Regions from separate parts of the Homo sapiens genome. Here region 1 is linked to region 2. Evidence: read pairs that join two places in POLR2A ChIA-PET (ENCODE). Cell type or tissue: PC-3. All regions are shown on one strand. Links, peaks and the distances in the headings refer to the core of each region. The heading gives the core; the rest is flanking DNA.

Region 1 (9,805 bases), core at 540-8,539, 350 kb before region 2:
CAAACGACCCCAGTTTTCTGCTAATTCTCTGCCCATTCTCTATGCTTATCTGAGGTTTCAATCACTCTCCACACTGATGCCAGACTGATCTTTTAAAAAGCAAAATAGATATTGCTCTTCAAATACTTAACTGATTCTCCATTAGGAGATAATCCTCTCCTGACTCATGCTTATCTCTTCAGGTTTGTCTGCAATGTCTTCTGCATCTTACTCTAATTAAACCTCAGGACTGAGTTCCCAAGTATTTCCTGCCCCTGGATATGTTTGTGCTTTTGCTCTTGCTGTTTTCCTATCTTGCCTAACTTTTACCAACTGTATCTATCAGGACAATTCCCACTCCTTCTTAAATGTCATTTTAACTACTTATAGAACAGTTTCACGATGATACTTCTCTTTCTCACCCATCAAATTTGGTTAGGTGCCCGTCCTAAAAATGAACTGTCTTTATTGTCACAACCCCATGTTTATAATTATCTTATATCACATTTTAAACTCTATTAGAATTATTGACACTCCACCCACCTAGCTTTTTACCCCTGAATTAATTGTGTCTACGCTTGTTTTTAAATTTTTTCATACTTTATTTATAACTTTTTTATTGTTATAAAAGCGTCTTAAGTTCCTAATTTTCCTTGAAATCCTCACCTTAACCTTCTAGTTAATTGCAATGTTAGAAAATAACTATATGGATAGCAATATATTCCAATTAAGGGCTATAAATAAGGTTTGTGAACTCTTCCTCTGCTATATTTCAGATCTGCTTAGGTTGGCCAGATGCCTTATCTATGAATATAAATAGTCATAGGTAATTTTTAGAATATGTATTTTTAAATGGTTGTTTTCTACGAAAATGAGGCATATTTTACATCAAGAATTAAGAATTAAGAATTAATAAAATTTCTGCATATACTTACACATTTACCTTCATGAAGTTTTCTGAGTTGAAATTCTTGATCTCTGGAAGAGAAGATTTTATTGAATGCATAATGTGATAATTTGAGATTTCATAGTCTATAGAGTAAAATAGTCATATGTTATTTCTTTGTTGTCTGACCTAGACTGAGAATGAGAAGCTCTTCTTGAATAACTATCCCAGTTGGTTAATACTGATAGTAAACATCTTTAATATATGAACATTTTTGAATCAAGTAAGAATATAAAAACATAAAATCAACACTAAAAGTAGATTGAGCATTTTTTAAAATCCTGTGAATATTCAGTGAGAATCTAAGACATAATATAGTGTGAAAACATTCTTAACTTTGCAATTAAGAAAAAGAAAATACACCCAAATCTTTCCCTGCCACTTAAAGTCTGTACAATTTTGGTATAGTCACTTCTTTCTAAATATTAGATTTCTGCTCTCTAAAAACAGGATATGAGATAATATAATTTTAATCTCTTCTGGTTGCATTAGTGTGTGAGCTAACATATACTGAGAGACCTTATTCTGGATAACACTTGCTGTGACACTTGACTTTAAATTTTCAAAAGGACTAGAAAATAGGAGAAAAGAAGGAAGAAAAAGATAAGAAAAAAGGAGCTTACTTCTATAAAGCACTCTGTGTTGGCTACTTAGCTAAGATTTGGCATGCTTTATCACAGTGAATCCTAAATTCTATTATAATTTCTGTCTTAGAGATAAGAACACTGAAGCTTGTAGTAACTTGGGTATTTGCATAATCTACAAAGTGGAGTCTGGATTCTAATCCGAATGTTTGACACCAAAGCCCATGATTTTAACCATGAATCATAAAGTATTGAATTCATACTACTGGAAGGCTGGTAATAATCATTGTTTCATTCTTCTAAAGTCTCAGATCTTGTTAAAAGTAAAGACTTAATATTAAACTTGTAGTGCTAGTAGTGGTGGGGATATGCTAATTCCAACTATTCATTTGTACTATCATTCTCTTCCCTCAACTTTTCTAGACGATCATGAGAGGAAACACAAATTCTAAAGGATAGATCAAAGTCATATATTTCCATATAAGTTCACAAGGTTTTATGTGTCTATGGCTAACAGCCTAAATAGAAATAGCTATCCTCAAAATTATCCTGTGGAGGAAGAAAAGTATAGGAGATTCATGAAAATGTGACCAATATATATTTCCTGCTTGAGACTGTTTCCTTAAATGCAATGTGGGTATCAAATGCATATAGGTAACAGCTAATACCCAAAAGATAGTGTATAATGTGAATGAGAATTTGGTTGAATAACCAATATATTTTATATATGTATATATATGTACAAAAGTAATTGCAGTTTTTGCCATTACTTCCAACAAGTACACAAACATACACATATATATATTTACATATGTAAATCCACATATACACATATATGTATATTTCTTTAGACATATAGCTAAGCTTTTCTTTTTCACAACTTTAACAGAGCATTGTGCATGGGGTATTGAGGAAGCACACAAAAAGTGGCATTTGTCAAGCCATGTTTTAAAAGACCAAGATTTTGGCCAGTGTGGGCTTTATAATCATAAAAAAAGACGAATTGGGGCTTCAAATTGAGTATAACACTTCCTGGTTTTGCATGCAAAACATGCATTCATTACTGTAAGTTTTCTGATCTGTGCCACATATTGGTCTCCAGTCTCTTGGGCATGCAGTCTTTAAGCCTTTAATGTATCTGGAACAGTTCACCTATAGTTGGAACAAAAAATAATGCCCTGTATTCCCATTATTAAATTCTATTCTTATATGAAGATGTTGAAGGGGAAGGAAGTGGAAAGAAAACTAGCCTCTTCAGCTTTTCAACAAACACATCTGAAGAACTTCTATGGACCAGGTGTTGTGCTACAGAAATAAACAGACCAGAACATGCGCTAAATAATAAGGGAATTTTCTGTTTAACAAGGAAATATCAATCTCTCCTTTAAGGATTCTAATGAAAGTCTAAAAGAATAAGGAATGTGAAAAATGCTCAGAAAATTTAAAATACTATACAAAGATAAAAGTTTACTTTATCTGCGGTTCTTTTGAGAAGAGGTTCCTTGTGCAAGCTTTAGAGAAGGAAATACCACCAGGAAGGCGCAGAGCAGACATGTTTTTACCTCCAGAGGAGTTACGTGAATCCACTGTGAGCCAGTTTAGCTACTTTCACAGCTCTATTTACACATTCACTATGACTTCATTTTTACAAATACCACACAGAGAAGGTTGCACTCACCTTTGTCCCTTTTGTTTGATCACCAGAAGAGAGCGAAGCAAGAATCAGTTGAAGAGGAGCAGTTGGAGAAAGAACAAATTGCACAGTTAGAAGTGCAAAGCTAAATCCCCATTGTTCATGGTAACCAAAACCCATTTCCCAGCAATAGTCCTTGCCCAGCCCAGCCCTAAAAGAGGCCATTTCTTCATGCAAGTCCAAACTCAGGATGAAGATAGACATGCATGTGGCTCTGATTTAAAAAAAAAAAAAAATCCAGTGGGGAAAGCTCTGTTTATTGAGAAAGGACTGTCACAGATGTCCAGGAGTTCCTGTGGGCATCCTCTGAGTAGGATGGCATGGGTTATGGTCCCAAAGCTTTATAGGTTGTTTCTGAAAGGGCAAGTCATAAACCTGAGGGATCCTGCTCAGGAATGGAACATACAGCCACAATCCTTTTATCCCTCTCCTCAGTCTCTCTTCCTCACACTAAAGATCTGACTCAACTCACTTTTGTTAATCAGGCCAATTCAAACAGATGCCTTCTAAATTTTCTTTAGACATTAACATTTATAATTTAATGAAGGCTGAATATATTACAGTTAACATAAACGCGTGACTATTGGAAAGAAACCCTGACTTGCCATATGGCGAGGTAGCCCAAGCAGTGACTGCTAGACCAAGGATGGCAAAAGCAGTGAAGCCCTTCATAGTGATGGTGAATGCCAATGATGGAGATATGCTGCTCTGAGCCAAGGAGTCCAGAGAGAGAAGAGTGGTCTATCCCATACAGGTATAAATACACAAACAAGGCAGGGTCCCTCCCACATCCAAGATTGACCTTTTCCATGATGATTGTCTGTTAACTCAAGATAGGGTATTTGCTTCATTTGTCAAGGAAAAGCACATGCCAAACCACATGGCATTTAAACATGCCAAAGGTCATGTTGCAATTTGATCTCCGATGTGTAAATGTTGGGAGGTGAGGCCTAGTGGAAGGTGTTTGAGCCTTGGAGAACCCCAAAATATATGTATTTCTCATGAATAGATTAATGTCCTCCCTTGGTAGTGAGTGGGTTCTCACTATTGAAGGACTGGATTAGTTACCAGAAAGCAGGTGTTATAAAATTGAGTTCAGCTTCCTAGATTCTCTCTCTTCCTTACTCTCTTGCCATGAGATCTCTTTGAACATGCCACTCACTTTAATGCTTCTCCACCATGTTTTGACCCAGAATGTCGCCTCACCAGAAGCCAGCCAGATGTGGTGCTATGCTCTTGAACTTAGCTTGTAGAACAATGAGCTAAAAAAAAAAAAAAAAAAAAAACTCTTTCCTTTATAATTTACCTAGCCTCAAATATTCTGTATAGCAAAACAAAATGAACTAAGACAGCTAATCTGAGGGTGAGCATCCCTACCAGAAGTTCCTGAGTAAACCCTTACAGCTGGAGCTCATCCAGCTGCTGCTTCTGAGTGTATAGGAATAGCTCCTGGCTAAAGAATGTGACATTTCCTGTTCAACTCCTCAATGCCTGTTCTACAAACAAAGGCTAGAACATAAGCAAATATGTTTAAGAGCTCACTTTTAGAGATCTTAGCAGTAGAATTTCTGCCAACTCTTTTTACTTAAAACTACAGGAACAAAGTTGATTCCAAAGTAAGAATATAATAGCTGACAGCCTTTCATTGTATAACTGACCCTGTGGATTTCTTTCATGTAAGTCAAGGCATTGGAATTCACTTTTTATCACTAACCCCATTGCTATATGCGGATTAAATCTACAAGTGTACTTTTTCTACCTCATGTCCTGTAGATATAAAATTGAAATATTCTACAAATAAGCAGAAGTGACCATTTCTGCAGATAACTAACAATTTTCTAAGATCACTGAATACAAATTCCATTCCTTTTGCCTGAAAACACAATCAGATAGACAATATTATTTATACAGAGAACACAAGACTAGGATTCATGAGGCTAAAGGATGTGGTGTAAAGAACATGAGATTACAAGCCATTCACTTAAATTTTTATTTCTGATTTATACTCACTTAGGTTTGCTCAGAAAATCACTGTTCCTCTCAGCTTCAGGATCTCCATGTATTAAGGATATTGGATAAATTATCTCTAAGTCTCTTCCAGTTCTGTCAATCCAGGATCTTATCAACCTTAAAGAAATACCTTTTCCTGATTGAGATCTTTGTCAACTACACATTATGTATTTAGCTAATAAAAAACAATTAATTAGTTGAAAGTACAATGTTAATTACAAAAAAAAAAATACACTTAACAGGATATTTTTTTCTGGGGTCATGCTACTCTTTGCCCTCCTTTTTAGCTGCAGCTTATCTAGTATTTCTGAGAACCACCTCATGATTATAGCCTTCTTCAGAGGGAGATGGGTACATTTCATAAGTTCATATTTCATGGAGCTAGCTTATTTCCAACAATGCCAGCTGTTTCCATCAGTGCTAACAATTTTTAATCTGTACCTGGAAGAGAATGCAGAATCCCTAAGTTCTTTGAAAAATAAGTTCCCTTCTCTATCCTTGTAGAGGCTTTATGTTACTGATCAGAACTGAGAGTGTCTGCCCTAAATATTACTTCCTTTTAAAATTCTTATCTTAAAGGTCTAAGTTTACTCAACAACTTTTAATGAGCAATTGCTTCATGCCCAGCATCGCATTCAGCAGTAGGGATAAAAACAATAATAAACTGTCTCTTTTTAAAGAAGTCACATTCCAGTGAGACAGACCAACTTGTAAATAAGTAGCTAGTAAACAGTGACAGTGGGTAATATAGGTGTAAGAACAGGGTGTTATAGGAGCATAACAAATGAATAAATAATTCACATTCATATGGGGAAGTAGGTCATGGAAGGCTTTTAGAATAAAGCAGCATCTTTACCGAGATGAAAAAAAATAGTATAGAGTTTGGGGAGGCAAAATTTCTAAAGTGGAAAGAAAAAGGGGAAGAGAAGGAGCAGGGATGGATAGAGTGGTTATGTTAGGAAGAGGGGACATGTGGAAACAATTTCAAGAAAATCATTCAAGTGTAGACAGGAAGGAGAGAAACACAAGTGTTGAGGCTGAAGAGGTAAACAGAGCATTCATGTGTCAGAAGAAGCCACTTCAAGGTTTTAAGCACAATACCATCAAATCCTAACTTTAGATAATTACCACAGGGGAGAAGGGAATGAAGGAGAAAGGAGTACAGCACTGAGATCTGTTATAAAGCTGTTGTGTCTGTTCATGTCCTTCACCCACTTTTTGATGGGGTTGTTTGTTTTTTTCTTGTAAATTTGTTGGAGTTCATTGTAGATTCTGGATATTAGCCCTTTGTCAGATGAGTAGGTTGCGAAAATTTTCTCCCATTTTGTAGGTTGCCTGTTCACTCTGATGGTAGTTTCTTTTGCTGTGAAGAAGCTCTTTAGTTTAATTAGATCCCATTTGTCAATTTTGTCTTTTGTTGCCATTGCTTTTGGTGTTTTAGACATGAAGTCCTTGCCCATGCCTATGTCCTGAATGGTAATGCCTAGGTTTTCTTCTAGGGTTTTTATGGTTTTAGGTCTAATGTTTAAGTCTTTAATCCATCTTGAATTGATTTTTGTATAAGGTGTAAGGAAGGGATCCAGTTTCAGCTTTCTACATATGGCTAGCCAGTTTTCCCAGCACCATTTATTAAATAGGGAATCCTTTCCCCATTGTTTGTTTTTCTCAGGTTTGTCAAAGATCAGATAGTTGTAGATATGCGGCATTATTTCTGAGGGCTCTGTTTAGAAGACATTTATGCAGCCAAAAAACACATGAAAAAATGCTCACCATCACTGGCCATCAGAGAAATGCAAATCAAAACCACAATGAGATACCATCTCACACCAGTTAGAATGGCAATCATTAAAAAGTCAGGAAACAACAGGTGCTGGAGAGGATGTGGGGAAATAGGAACACTTTTACAATGTTGGTGGGACTGTAAACTAGTTCAACCATTGTGGAAGTCAGTGTGGCGATTCCTCAGGGATCTAGAACTGGAAATACCATTTGACCCAGCCATCCCATTACTGGGTATATACCCAAAGGACTATAAATCTTGCTGCTATAAAGACACATGCACACGTATGTTTATTGCGGCATTATTCACAATAGCAAAGACTTGGAACCAACCCAAATGTCCAACAATGATAGACTGGATTAAGAAAATGTGGCACATATACACCATGGAATACTATGCAGCCATAAAAAATGACGAGTTCATGTCCTTTGTAGGGACATGGATGAAATTGGAAATCATCATTCTCAGTAAACTATCGCAAGAACAAAAAAACCAAACACCGCATATTCTCACTCATAGGTGGGAATTGAACAATGAGATCACATGGACACAGGAAGGGGAATATCACACTCTGGGGACTGTTGTGGGGTGGGGGGAGGGGGGAGGGATAGCATTGGGAGATATACCTAAAGCTAGATGACGAGTTAGTGGGTGCAGTGCACCAGCATGGCACATATATACATATGTAACTAACCTGCACAATGTGCACATGTACCGTAAAACTTAAAGTATAATAATAAAAAAAAAAGCTGTTGTAGTCAATCAGGAAGGAAGGATGATAGCTGGAACCAAATGTTTATCAAATTTTGTGATTACATGAAGGATAAAACTGAAAGAGGAAGACAAGGAGAATGCATAGATTTCAGGTTTGCCTAGTTTTGCTTTGTTCTAATGAAGTTTGGCTGCTGAGTAGGATTTTTCAACCAATTTGAGTTGGGAAATTGAACAGATCTGTGTTTTGAAGAGGTCATTTGAAAACAAACAAATTGTAAAAGATACAGCCCTTGTGTTGCTCTCCTTCCCTTCTACACTTGCCCCCTCTTCCTAGCACAACCACTTTATCCATTCTTGGTCCTTCTCTTCCCCTTTTTCCTTCCATTTTAGAATTTTTGTCTCTCCAAACTCTATACTAATTTTTCTCATCTCAGTAAAGATGCAGCTTTATTCTGAAAGTCTTCCATGACCTCCTTCCCCTATGAATGTGAATTATTCGTATTACAAACAAGTGTATTGCAGAAGGCTATCGCAAAAGTCTGCTGAAGTGAGAAAGAGGGTAGAAAATACATGTTAAAAAATAAGGTAGAGGCCACATGCGGTGGCTCATGCCTGTAATCCCAGCACTTTGGGAGGCCGAGGCAGGTGGATCTCCTAAGGTCAGGAGTTTGAGACCAGCCTGGCCAACATGGTGAAACTCTGTCTCTACTAAAAATACAAAAAATTAGCCAGGCGTGGTTGCCCGCGCCTGTAATCTCAGCTACTCAGGAGGCTGAAAGGAGAATCGCTTGAACCCAGGAGGCAGAGGTTGCAGTGAACCAAGATTGTGCCACTGCACTCCAGCCTGGGCAACCAGACCGAAACTCCATCTCAAAATAATAATAATAATAATGTAGAATGCAAGATGTCCATAGACTTGAGAAATAGTTAAAAGCACTATAGCAAATTAAAATAAAGTACCTAGAATGACTTGCAGCAAGACAGCGCATCATCCCTCAAAATAATCCAAGAAAAACTTTTACATGGTCAAATGAAAATTCTATCAAGAAAGAAAAATATTTTAATTGATGTTTTTTCCAGGCACCTATCAAAAAGTGACAATCTTTCTCTCTGTTCTCTCTTCATGCTTGAAGAATGATTTATTGTCATATGTTATTTACTTAAAAGATTAATTTCAGTACTGGAAAGAAAAGGGGATCTCTGTGCCAGGATGGTGCCCAGGAAAGAACAGGATGTCCTATTCTGCTTCTTTCTATGAAAAGAGCAGTTTGGGACATCATCATTAGTAAGGTCCTCAGCGAGTGTCATTTGAGGACTCATTCATAATCTAACTGGGTTAGATATTGGAGTAACCTTGGTCAAAGTCAATCAGGAAGGCCACAACTACACTAGTTAGCTCTGCTGCTATAACGAAGTACCACAGGCTGGGTGGTTTAAACAACAAAAATGTATTTTCTCACACTCTGGAGACGAAAAGTCCAAGACCTAGGTGCCAGAAAATCCCGTTTCTGGTGAAGGCTCTCATCCTGGTTTACAGGTGGTTGCCTTTTTGCTATGTCCTCAAATGACCCTTCCTTGTGCACATTCAGAGAGAGATCTCTGGTGTTTCTTCCTCTTTTTATAAGGACACCAATCCTGTTAGATTAGGGTCTTTCCCTTATAATTCCATTTAACCTTAATTACCTCCCTAATAGCTCTATCTCTAAATACAGTTACTGTGGGGGCTAGGGTTTAACCTGCAAATTTTGGGGGAATGATATTCAATCCATAAAATAGCACATAGATTTGGGGTACAAATGTGAGCTTCTCTATGTGTTTTTCTTGATTTCAAGCACATATTAAGTTTTTTATAAAAGTGAACTTTTAAAAATTATTACTGTTATTATCGTAAAATGAAGAATGTTGTTGGTGTTTGAAGGTGTGGAAAGGCACAAAGCGTAGACAAGTTGCAAATAAGGACAAGAGCCAGACATTCATCCATTACTGAGTTAGTTGGTCTGCACCAGGGAAACTACAGCCCCAGGGTCAGATCCAACCCATCATGTACCTTTGTAAATAGAGTTTTATTGGTACATAGCTGTGGGAACATGTTTACATAA
Region 2 (9,805 bases), core at 596-8,595:
CCCCTGAGCAGCACTTGCTTTCTTGAGATAGCATTATCTGGGGATCAGTTTCAGGTGGGAGGCAAAAAGTTAAGGAAGAGTTTGCCACTATGGCAGAATTAGTTTAGCAGTGGGAAGGTCTACGTTTTGGTCTCAAGAGAGGAAATTGTGAATTTACCTAGAAAGGGTGAAGTTTTACCCAGCAGATAACTCTGCCCTTTCCTGTAAATTTACCTAGATGGGGTGAAGTTTACCCAGCAGATAACACTGCCCTTTCCACTATGACCCATGTAACCTGGACAGCCCTGTATTGCCCAACACAAAGTTACTCTTAGAACATAGAAGACCTAGGCAGGAAGACCTGGTGGTGTTTATGATGCCCACTGTGGCCTTGACACCAGCTAACCAGAATAAGAGAATTTTAGGGACCACTCCTTTTTCTTTCTTTGAAAAGGAAAACAGAAAATTGAGCATCAATAGAAACATCAGCCTCTGTCCTTCCTGACTTCTGATGTCTACCCTTGGACATCCATGAAATCCCAAGCTGTCTAATTCCCCTTGGAAATGAAAAAGTAGAGAGGGGTATACACTTAAGTTTCTTCGGCATGATGCCTCCACCTTATAGGAACCGGTTAAACATCCCCAGGACAATCATCAGCAATTGCCTTTGGATACGTAAGGATTCCTAGGATCAGTTGCTCCCCCTGAACTTGAAGAGATCAATTTATGTGTAAGAGAATGAAAAGCACATATATAGGGCCATCAAGGACAACATTGGCCAGAAAATGTAAGGTAAGGGCCACAGTAAAACAAAGACGCATTCAGGTAGGATTTCCCGGGCTCACATCATACTCACATCAAGGTCAAGGCTATTTTTAGTGTTCCCTTCCCTTCATCTCAGCTAAGGTCTGTAATTCTCACTGCCAAGTCCCAGGTTCATTTAGGCATGCACTTGATGCCGCTTCTAAATCCTTATCTTTACCTGTTTATCTTGCTGTTTTCTCAGTAGTTGTGGCTGGATGTATCTGCTGTCCCAGGCAGACCAAGTTTAAGACATGTACATTGGTCTCCCAGATCAACTTAATTTAAATGGGTATGTCCTCCTTGCTACACACAAGAGGATTTTGAATTGATAATCGAGGAAAACTGGAGTCACTTCTCCTAGGATAGAACTCTGCATTTATTTGCTCAAAGCAACTGGTAAAGAATGATGGATGAGCCAAGGTTTTCATTTCACCATATGGAATCAAAGGAGTTTGCATTCCTTGTTGCTATGTCTCTCAGTCTGTAGTCAACGGAAAATATATTTCATTAGAACAAGAGGGAGCTATTTAAGTTACCTCTTTTATGTTACTATTTATGTTAGATCATAAATCAATCTAGTCTTTGATATAAAATCTAGTATTTCTAAAGCCATTACGTAAATACAAAATTACCAATTTTCAGTGCTTAAACCAGGGATGATGCATCTATACTAAAGCATATGAGAATTTTCTTTTTGTCAAAAATACTGGTTCTCAGGCCTTTGAGATTACTTTAAATATCAATGGGAGACTTTGACTAAAAGGCTTCTTTTTAAAGATTTGCATAATGTTGTCTGGATGGTATTGCAGAACCTGGATCCTGCAATCTGCCCCTACCTTTAACTTGTTCCCACCGTGTTTGCTTGCCTTGACCTACTGGTTAGTCCTGCTCTCCCTGCCATTTTCACTGGGATTTTTCTTCCTATGTGCTTATTTGTAGGAAACTCTTCTCCATTTCAGACAACATATTCTAAATGCTCTTTACTGCACTATACTTGAAGAATGCTCCTTTTAGCATGGACTGGTCTAAAAATTATATCAGTGCCAATGCAGTAAGATTTATAAGAGGATGGAAAATGCAGAGTTTGGCTCTTTTTAAATTCTTTTATGTAAGTAGGCTCTACAAGACATTTGAACTATACTTTACTGAAAATAATTACATCAAAATTTGGTCAACAATGCAAATTGTTGCTGGACCAGGGCCAGGGCTAAGATGATACCCCAGGCATTCAAAAACTCAGCTGAGTACTCCTGTCACATATGAACCATGAAGAAGGACCTGCAGAGTCAAAGGGAGAAAACATACATCTCATCTCCTATCTCTTCTAGTGTCTGCTTTACTTATTTACTCTTAACTGTGTGCATTTTCTTTATTCAGTCATTTATTGGTTGGCTTTATCCTCTTGGGGGAGTTAACCAATTACAGAAACAAAACTTTTATTTTATCTGATTAGAATCAGATTATGCATTTTGGTAGAAATACCTCAGAAGTGATGCTGTGTCCTTTTGAGTGCATGATGTTAAGGAGACACAGGGCCAGGCGTGGTGGCTCACGCCTGTAATCTCAGCACTTTGGGAGGCTGAGGCAGGCAGATCACCTGAGGTCGGGAGTTCAAGGCCATCCGGGCCAACATGGGGAGACCCCGTCTTTACTAAAAATACAAAAATTAGCCTAGTGTGGTGGCATGCACCTGTAGTCCCAGCTACTCAGGAGGCTAAGGCAGGAAAATCACTTATCACTTGAACCCAGGAGGCAGAGATTGCAGTGAGCCAAGTTCATGCCACTGCACTCCAGCCTGGGCGACAGAGTTAGATTCTGTCAAAACAAACAAACAAACAAACAAACAAAAACAAAAAAACAAAGAGAGAGAGATATATAGGATGTCTGTTCATTCTACTCTTGGTGATGTTAACTTTGATCACTTGATTAGAGAGATACAGTAGCCCCCTCTATCCCCTAATCTGGGGGATATGTTCCAACAGCCTCAGTGGATGCCTAATGCTGCAGAAAGTACTGAACCCTATATATGGGCATACTTTAGTGAAGTTACAGGTTTGGTCCAGACCACAATAAAGTGAATATCAGAATAAAGCAAGTCACAGGAATTTTTTTTGTTTCCCAGTGCGTATAAAAGTTATGTTTACATTGTACTGCAGTCTATTAAGTGTGCAATAGCATTATGCCTTAAAAAAACAATGCGCATAGCTTAATTTAAAATATTTTGTTGCTAAAAAATGCTAATGATCATCTGAGCATTCAGGAAGTCATAATTGTTTGCTTGCCTCGATACTGATGCTGCTGACTGACCAGGGTGGGAGTTGTTGAAGGCTGGAGTGGTGTGGCAATATTTTAAAGTAAGACAACAGTGGAGTCTGCCACAACAATCGACTCTTCCTTTTATGAAAGATTTCTTTATAGCCACCAATGTTGTTTGAAAGCATTTTACTCACAATGGAACTTCTTTCAAAATTGTAGCCAATCCTCTCAAACCCTGCCACTGCTTTATCAACTAAATTGATGTAATACTATAAATGCCTTGCTGCTATTTCAACAAGGTTCACAGCATCTTCACCAGGGGTAGTTTTCATTTCAAGAAACCACTTTTCTTTGGTCATCGATAAGATGCAACTCCTCGTCCTCATCTGTGAAAGTTGTATCATGAGATAGCAGGAATACAGGCACATCTTCAGAGTCTACTTCTAATTCCAGTGCTCTTGCTATTTCCACCATAACTGCAGTTATTTCCTCCATTGAAGTCTTGAATCCTCAAAATCATTCATAAGGGTAGAATCAAGTTCTTCAAAACTCCTACTAATGTTGATCTTTTGACTTCCTTCCATGAATGTCGAATGATCTTCATGGCATCCAGAATAATGAATCCTTTCCAGGAGACTTTCACTTTACACAGATCCTTCCCAAGAATCACTATCTATGATAGCTATAGCCTTGTGAAATGAATTAAATAATAAGACTTGAAAGTCAAAATGACTCCCTGAACCATAGGTTGAAAATGAACATTATGTTAACAATCATGAAAAACAACGTTAATCTCCTTGTACATCTTCATCAGAGCTCTTGGGTAACTGGGTACCTTATTAGTGAGTAGAAATATTTTGAAAGGGATCACTTTTTTGAGCAGTAATTCTCAATATTGGGTTTAAAATATTCAATAAACCATGCTGTAGACAGAAGTGCTGTCATTCAGGCTTTGTTGTTTCATTTGCAGAGCATAGGCAGAGTAGATTTGGCATCATTCTTTAAGTGCTCCAGCATTTTCAGAGTGGTAAATGAACCCTGGCTTCAATTTCAGGTCACAGCTGCTGTCCCCTAACAAGTCAGTTTGTCCTCTGAAGCTCGGAAGCCAGGCACTGACTTTTCCTCTTTAGGATGTTCTAGATGGTAACGTCTTCTAATAGAAGGCTCTTTTGTCTGCAATGAAAATCTGTAGTATAATATGGCCACCTTCATCAATGATCTTAGCTAGTTAGATCTTCTGAGTGGTTTCCTGCAGCTTCTACATAAGCCCTTGCTGTTTCACTTTGCACTTTTCTGTTATGGAGATGGCTTCTTTCCTTAAACCTCATGAACTAACTTCTGCTAGCTTCCAACTTTTCTTCTGTAGCTTTCTCACCTCTTTCAGCCTTGTAGAATTGAAGACAGTTAGGGCCTTACTCTAGATTAGGCTTTGGCTTAAGGGAATATTGTGGCTGGTTTTATCTTCTATCCAGACCACTCAAACTTTCTTCATAATAACATAACAGTAATAAGGCTGTTTCACTTTCTTATCATTTGAATTTTCCTCAAGCACTTTTCCTTTGAATTCACAACTTGGCTAACTGTTTGGCATAAGAGAACTAGCTTTAAGTCTATCTTGGCTTTTGACATGCCTTGCTCACTACGTTTAATCGCTTAAGTAGAACAAGTTACTTGAACACAAAGACTGCAATACCGTCACAGTTGATCTAATAACTGAGAGAGCTACTACGTTACTAACAGGCAGGTAGTGTATACAGCGTGAACATGCTGGACAAAGGGATGATTCATGTCTCAGGTGGAACAGAGTAGGAACATGAGAGATTTCATCATCGCACTCAGAATGGTGCACAATTTAAAACTTAGGAATTATTTATTTCTGTAATTTCTAACTTGATATTTTTAAACTGCAATTGATTGCAAGTAATAGAAACTGTGTGAAGCAAAACTAAGGATAAGGGGGAATTCTGGTACCAACTAGGTTTCTTCACTGTAAAGTTATTCCTTTTCCCCTTGTAAAGAATGGGAGGGGGACCTTGTAGAGATATAGTCTGACACTCCATAAATATCCTCTTCCTCATCAAACATTTACCCATTAGTTTTAGCATTGATGATTCATCCTTAGAATATTACTATGATGTTTGCTAAATGCTGATTTCCCAAATGATGGATCATTCCTTTTATAGTTATGAGTTGGCATTCTGCTGTAAGAAAAAGCTTTCCTCCCTGTTTATTTCATTTTATTTATTTATAAAAGAATGGAATCATGGATTCTAATTTTATTATATGAATTACATTCCACTACTATTATTAATCTTTTGATGCCCAAACTCTTTCAGATTTTGTGAATGCCACTCCTTTCAAGCTGGTTCCTTTGACTTTTGAAGTATTTCCATCTTTCTTTAAGTACTTCTTTACTTTCTACAACAGCAAGATGTTCCAGGCTCATTTTATCTTTATTGCCACAGATCTGGAATCAGCCATTTTGTCCAATGAGTCCTGATTTATTTTCTTTTAATGAAGTATGACCTTTAGAATTCATGCTCTGGATATTGTTGTGTCATTGCTACCAGGCCCTCTGAGCAGACAGATCTGGCATATACATGTCAGCAATCTCACTCTCTCTCGCTCGCTTTCTCTCTTCCTCCTGCACCCCCCCATCTCACTACCAACTTTTGTTCACACATGCAACCTATGAGTATCTGTTCCTCCACAACCTCATCAACAGAAGCTATTTTTATAATAATCTGATCTTATAAGACAATTCCCAATGATCTGTTCTAGTCATGAAGACCAGACTCACATGGATCTAGGAAGAGACAGCATTCACTGCGCCACATAAAAGTGGAGGCACAGGGTGACTAGATGTCACCAAAGGGCTCCCCTCAGTGTGGCAACCTATGAGTGAAGTTCCGCCTGTAGCTTTTAAGAGAAGGCAGGCTAAGTGTTTCCCAGTAAACTTTGTCCATCTGCCCAAATGTATATGGGAGACATAAAAAGAAGGGTCAGCGCAAATCAGATTACAAATTCTAAGACAGACATGAAGCCTTGTCTCAAAGACTGGTCCCTGATAATAAGCTTTGGATTATTGACACTTCTTCTAAGCACATCTAGGGTACTCAAAGGTGGCTCAATGAAAAAAAAAATCTCCCTTTAAAGACTGCATCTTAAAATTTTGCCACAAAGAAAATTTAGAGTGGGAATGGATCTTGGAGAGATGAAAATGTATATGATAAAAGCAAATGGTTCTATTATTCCTCTGTGGCCTGTCTTCAGTGAGATGATTCTTGACTACAGTAAAGGTCCTGTGAGAAGGCATGATCTGAAAAGATCCTGGCCTTGATGGTTAGACTTATAAAGTTCTGGGGACAGTGTTGGGAGAGGTGAGACTGAGCATTTCATTGATGAACTTTTAATTGAAGCAAAACTGGAGAAAAGATTTAAATGAGATGTCTTCTAAAGCCTTTTCATTGGGGAAGAAAGGTGCAGTTCTAGTTTCCAGTTGCAGTTCTCATCCACATCCAACTGCAGTTCCCCAAAACTGAGGGTTTTACGGAAATCCTGATGACAGTCATGGAGCCACTTCTCTACTGAAGGTGTGGATGGAGGAGGGGACGGTAGGAATATCAGTGACACATTACTCACATACATGTTAAAGGAAAAGGAGAGGAATAGCATTAGGATTCCCCTTTAAGTTTGGTCCCTCAAACTAGTCCCTGGATTAAGAAATTACTATGAATTATCTTAGTAAGACATTACTAAGAATTATCATGTACTTGGAATTGTTAGTCTCAATCATCTTCATTTTCTCATCCTCTGTTTTATACAGGGGTTTCTCTGATCTGAAAATAGGGTGTCAAGTGGAGGAAAGTATGAAGGTTGAGGACACTGAATGAAGCACAGAATTAGTTTGTAATAGATTAGTTAAGGCTTAGATTTTTTTAAAAATGGGAAGCACAAGAGATGTTAGTAGCCTAAGCCTGAAGCTGCTTTATCTTGGTCTCATACAATCTGCTTCTAAAATCTCATTTATAGCACCTTACTCAGGATAATCTGTGGGACAGAGCTCAAAAAACAGAATTTAATATTTATTACAACCTTTGATTCAAGAAATAGGAGACATTGTTATTATGATCTATAAAAGACCAGGCCTTTGACTTGGTCTAATTCAGTCACAGAGGCTGTAATTAGGTATAAATTATTCTTTCTAAGTCTGATATCTCATACTTAGATCTAGGACATGAAGATTTCTCCTTCAGGGAAGGTACATAAAGCAAATATACTCTTGTCTCCGTACTTATGATCTTTGCATAAAGTCAGACCCAGGCCATTTTCCAGAAAATTCTGGGAAATTAGGGCATTGTATAATGCAAAGCACTTTTCTCTTCTGTGACTTCTCTATGCTATAATATCCCAGGGCCAAGACAGAAATGGTTGGAAAAATGGAGAAAATATTAGATCCATTGCGTCTGATTCACACTGTTTTAACTCCAATAATTAGGTGTTTGAACCAGATAGTCATTAGACACACCACTGTATCAAAAGGAAGAATAAAAATATACGCCTGATTGTGAAGGCTAGCAAATCTCTAGAATTACAGTGGAATTTGCATGACTCTCAGTATGCTATATCTTCTTTTGCTCTTATATTTAAAAAACCTACTCATCTGACAAATGGCTAATATCCAGAATCTACAATGAACTCAAACAAATTTACAAGAAAAAAAACAAACAACCCCATCAAAAAGTGGGCAAAGGATATGAACAGACACTTCTCAAAAGAAGACATTTATGCAGCCAAAAGACACATGAAAAAATGCTCATCATCACTGGCCATCAGAGAAATGCAAATCAAAACCACAATGAGATACCATCTCACACCAGTTAGAATGGCAATCATTAAAAAGTCAGGAAACAACAGGTGCTGGAGAGGATGTGGAGATATAGGAACACTTTTACACTGTTGGTGGGACTGTAAACTAGTTCAACCATTGTGGAAGTCAGTGTGGCGATTCCTCAGGGATCAAGAACTAGAAATACCATTTGACCCAGCCATCCCATTACTGGGTATATACCCAAAGGACTATAAATCATGCTGCTATAAAGACACATGCACATGTATGTTTATTGTGGCACTATTCACAATAGCAAAGACTTGGAACCAACCTAAATGTCCAACAGTGATAGACTGGATTAAGAAAATGTGGCACATATACACCATGGAATACTATGCAGCCATAAAAATGATGAGTTCATGTCCTTTGCAGGGACATGGATGAAATTGGAAATCATCATTCTCAGTAAACTATCGCAAGGACAAAAAACCAAACACCGCATGTTCTCACTCATAGATGGGAATTGAACAATGAGAACACATGGACACAGGAAGGGGAACATCACGCTCTGGGGAATGTTATGGGGTGGGAGGAGTGGGGAGGGATAGCATTAGGAGATATACCTAATGCTAAATGACGAGTTAATGGGTGCAGCACACCAGCATGCCACATGTATACATATGTAACTAACCTGCACATTGTGCACATGTACCCTAAAACTTAAAGTATAATAATAATAAAAAAAAGAAAAAATAAAATAAAATAAAATAAAAATGCTAAAAAAAAATTGTTCCATGTTACAAAGGCAGATCACAGCTTCTGGGAATCTGGGGAAAATAGTAATGAAGCCATGTAACCTATTCCTCCTTTCTGGGTCTCCACTTACTCAGTGACTATATGTAAAATAAGGAAGGATTGGAAATTGAGCTGTTTGGAAATGCAGAAAGCAGTGACATTTTTCTCACTCAGTGTTAATTTGCACCTAATATAGTGACTTTGAAAGCCTCACCTAGAATAATATGGTAGGCTGAAAAGGAAGGGTAAATTCACTATTCATAGCATTATTACACACGAGGCCTTTCAGGAGATAAGAAGATGGTGTAATAACAGAACAGTCAACCTGATGCGTTGGCTCAAGCCTGTAATCCCAGTACTTTGGGAGGCCGAGGCGGGCGGATCATGAGGTCAGGAGATTGAGACCATCCTGGCTAACACAGTGAAACCCGTCTCTACTAAAAATACCAAGAAAATTAGCCGGGTGTGGTGGCGCACGCCTGCAGTCCCAGCTACTCAGGAGGCTGAGGCAGGAGAATCGCTTAAACCCGGGAAGTAGAGGTTGCAGTGAGCCAAGATTGCGCCACTGCACTCCAGCCTGGGCAACAGAGAGAGACAATGTCTCAAAAATAAATAAATAAAAATAACCAAAGAGTCTTGAATTTTACCACTGATACTCTGCTCCCATATTGAAAGCCAAGTATTCCAAACTCTGGAAAAGGCTCTGGCCCAATTTCTTACATCATAATATAAAATCTCCATATGCATGGAGTTGGGATGATGTAAGTGACTCCAAGAGTTTCTCTGTAGTGTAAAGTCTGCTGATTCTCTGCGTTGCCCAAAAGCACAATCACCATAACTCTGTGGAGAAAAATGACTACATAGTGTTAGGCTTTGCAAGAGGAGCTTCCACTGGAAGGGACCCTAGAGAAGCAGGGTCTGCAGAGTTTACAGTTCTGTTGAACAGAGGAGAAGCATGAAGTTCTGAGCACTGAGCTGTGAAGACCTCTGCCAGACAACTCTAGACAAATCAAGGGGAATTTATGAAGCAAAAATTCCTTTTTCTTCCTGTTTCAAGAAATTCTCTTTTATGAAGACAAACCATAGGATTAACAGGAAATATAGGCATGAGCAAATTGTACAAATAAAACCGTCTGTATT

Evidence for each region. ChIA-PET counts read pairs that join two places held together with the same protein. Peaks named below come from ENCODE experiments on the same cell type or tissue, not always from the same donor. Only the 100,000 strongest peaks of a DNase experiment are listed, where the experiment ranks them.
Region 1: POLR2A ChIA-PET joins it to region 2 with 7 read pairs; 1 of 35 experiments calls an interaction of 5 or more read pairs at or near these places.

The regions. Positions count from the first base shown.
Region 1 is chr5:148,140,979-148,150,783 of GRCh38, reverse strand. No RefSeq gene overlaps it. Among named protein-coding and RNA genes, the nearest start is that of SPINK14, 23 kb to the left of the region's middle. RefSeq lists a silencer at 4,504-4,798. In PC-3, for the core only: no CTCF peak of the experiment used is centred there; DNase peaks (open chromatin) are centred at 3,153 and 4,663; H3K4me3 peaks cover 1,811 bases; H3K27ac peaks cover 3,526 bases.
Region 2 is chr5:147,792,096-147,801,900 of GRCh38, reverse strand. No RefSeq gene overlaps it. Among named protein-coding and RNA genes, the nearest start is that of JAKMIP2, 14 kb to the right of the region's middle. In PC-3, for the core only: no CTCF peak of the experiment used is centred there; DNase peaks (open chromatin) are centred at 4,800 and 5,170; H3K4me3 peaks cover 963 bases; H3K27ac peaks cover 1,977 bases.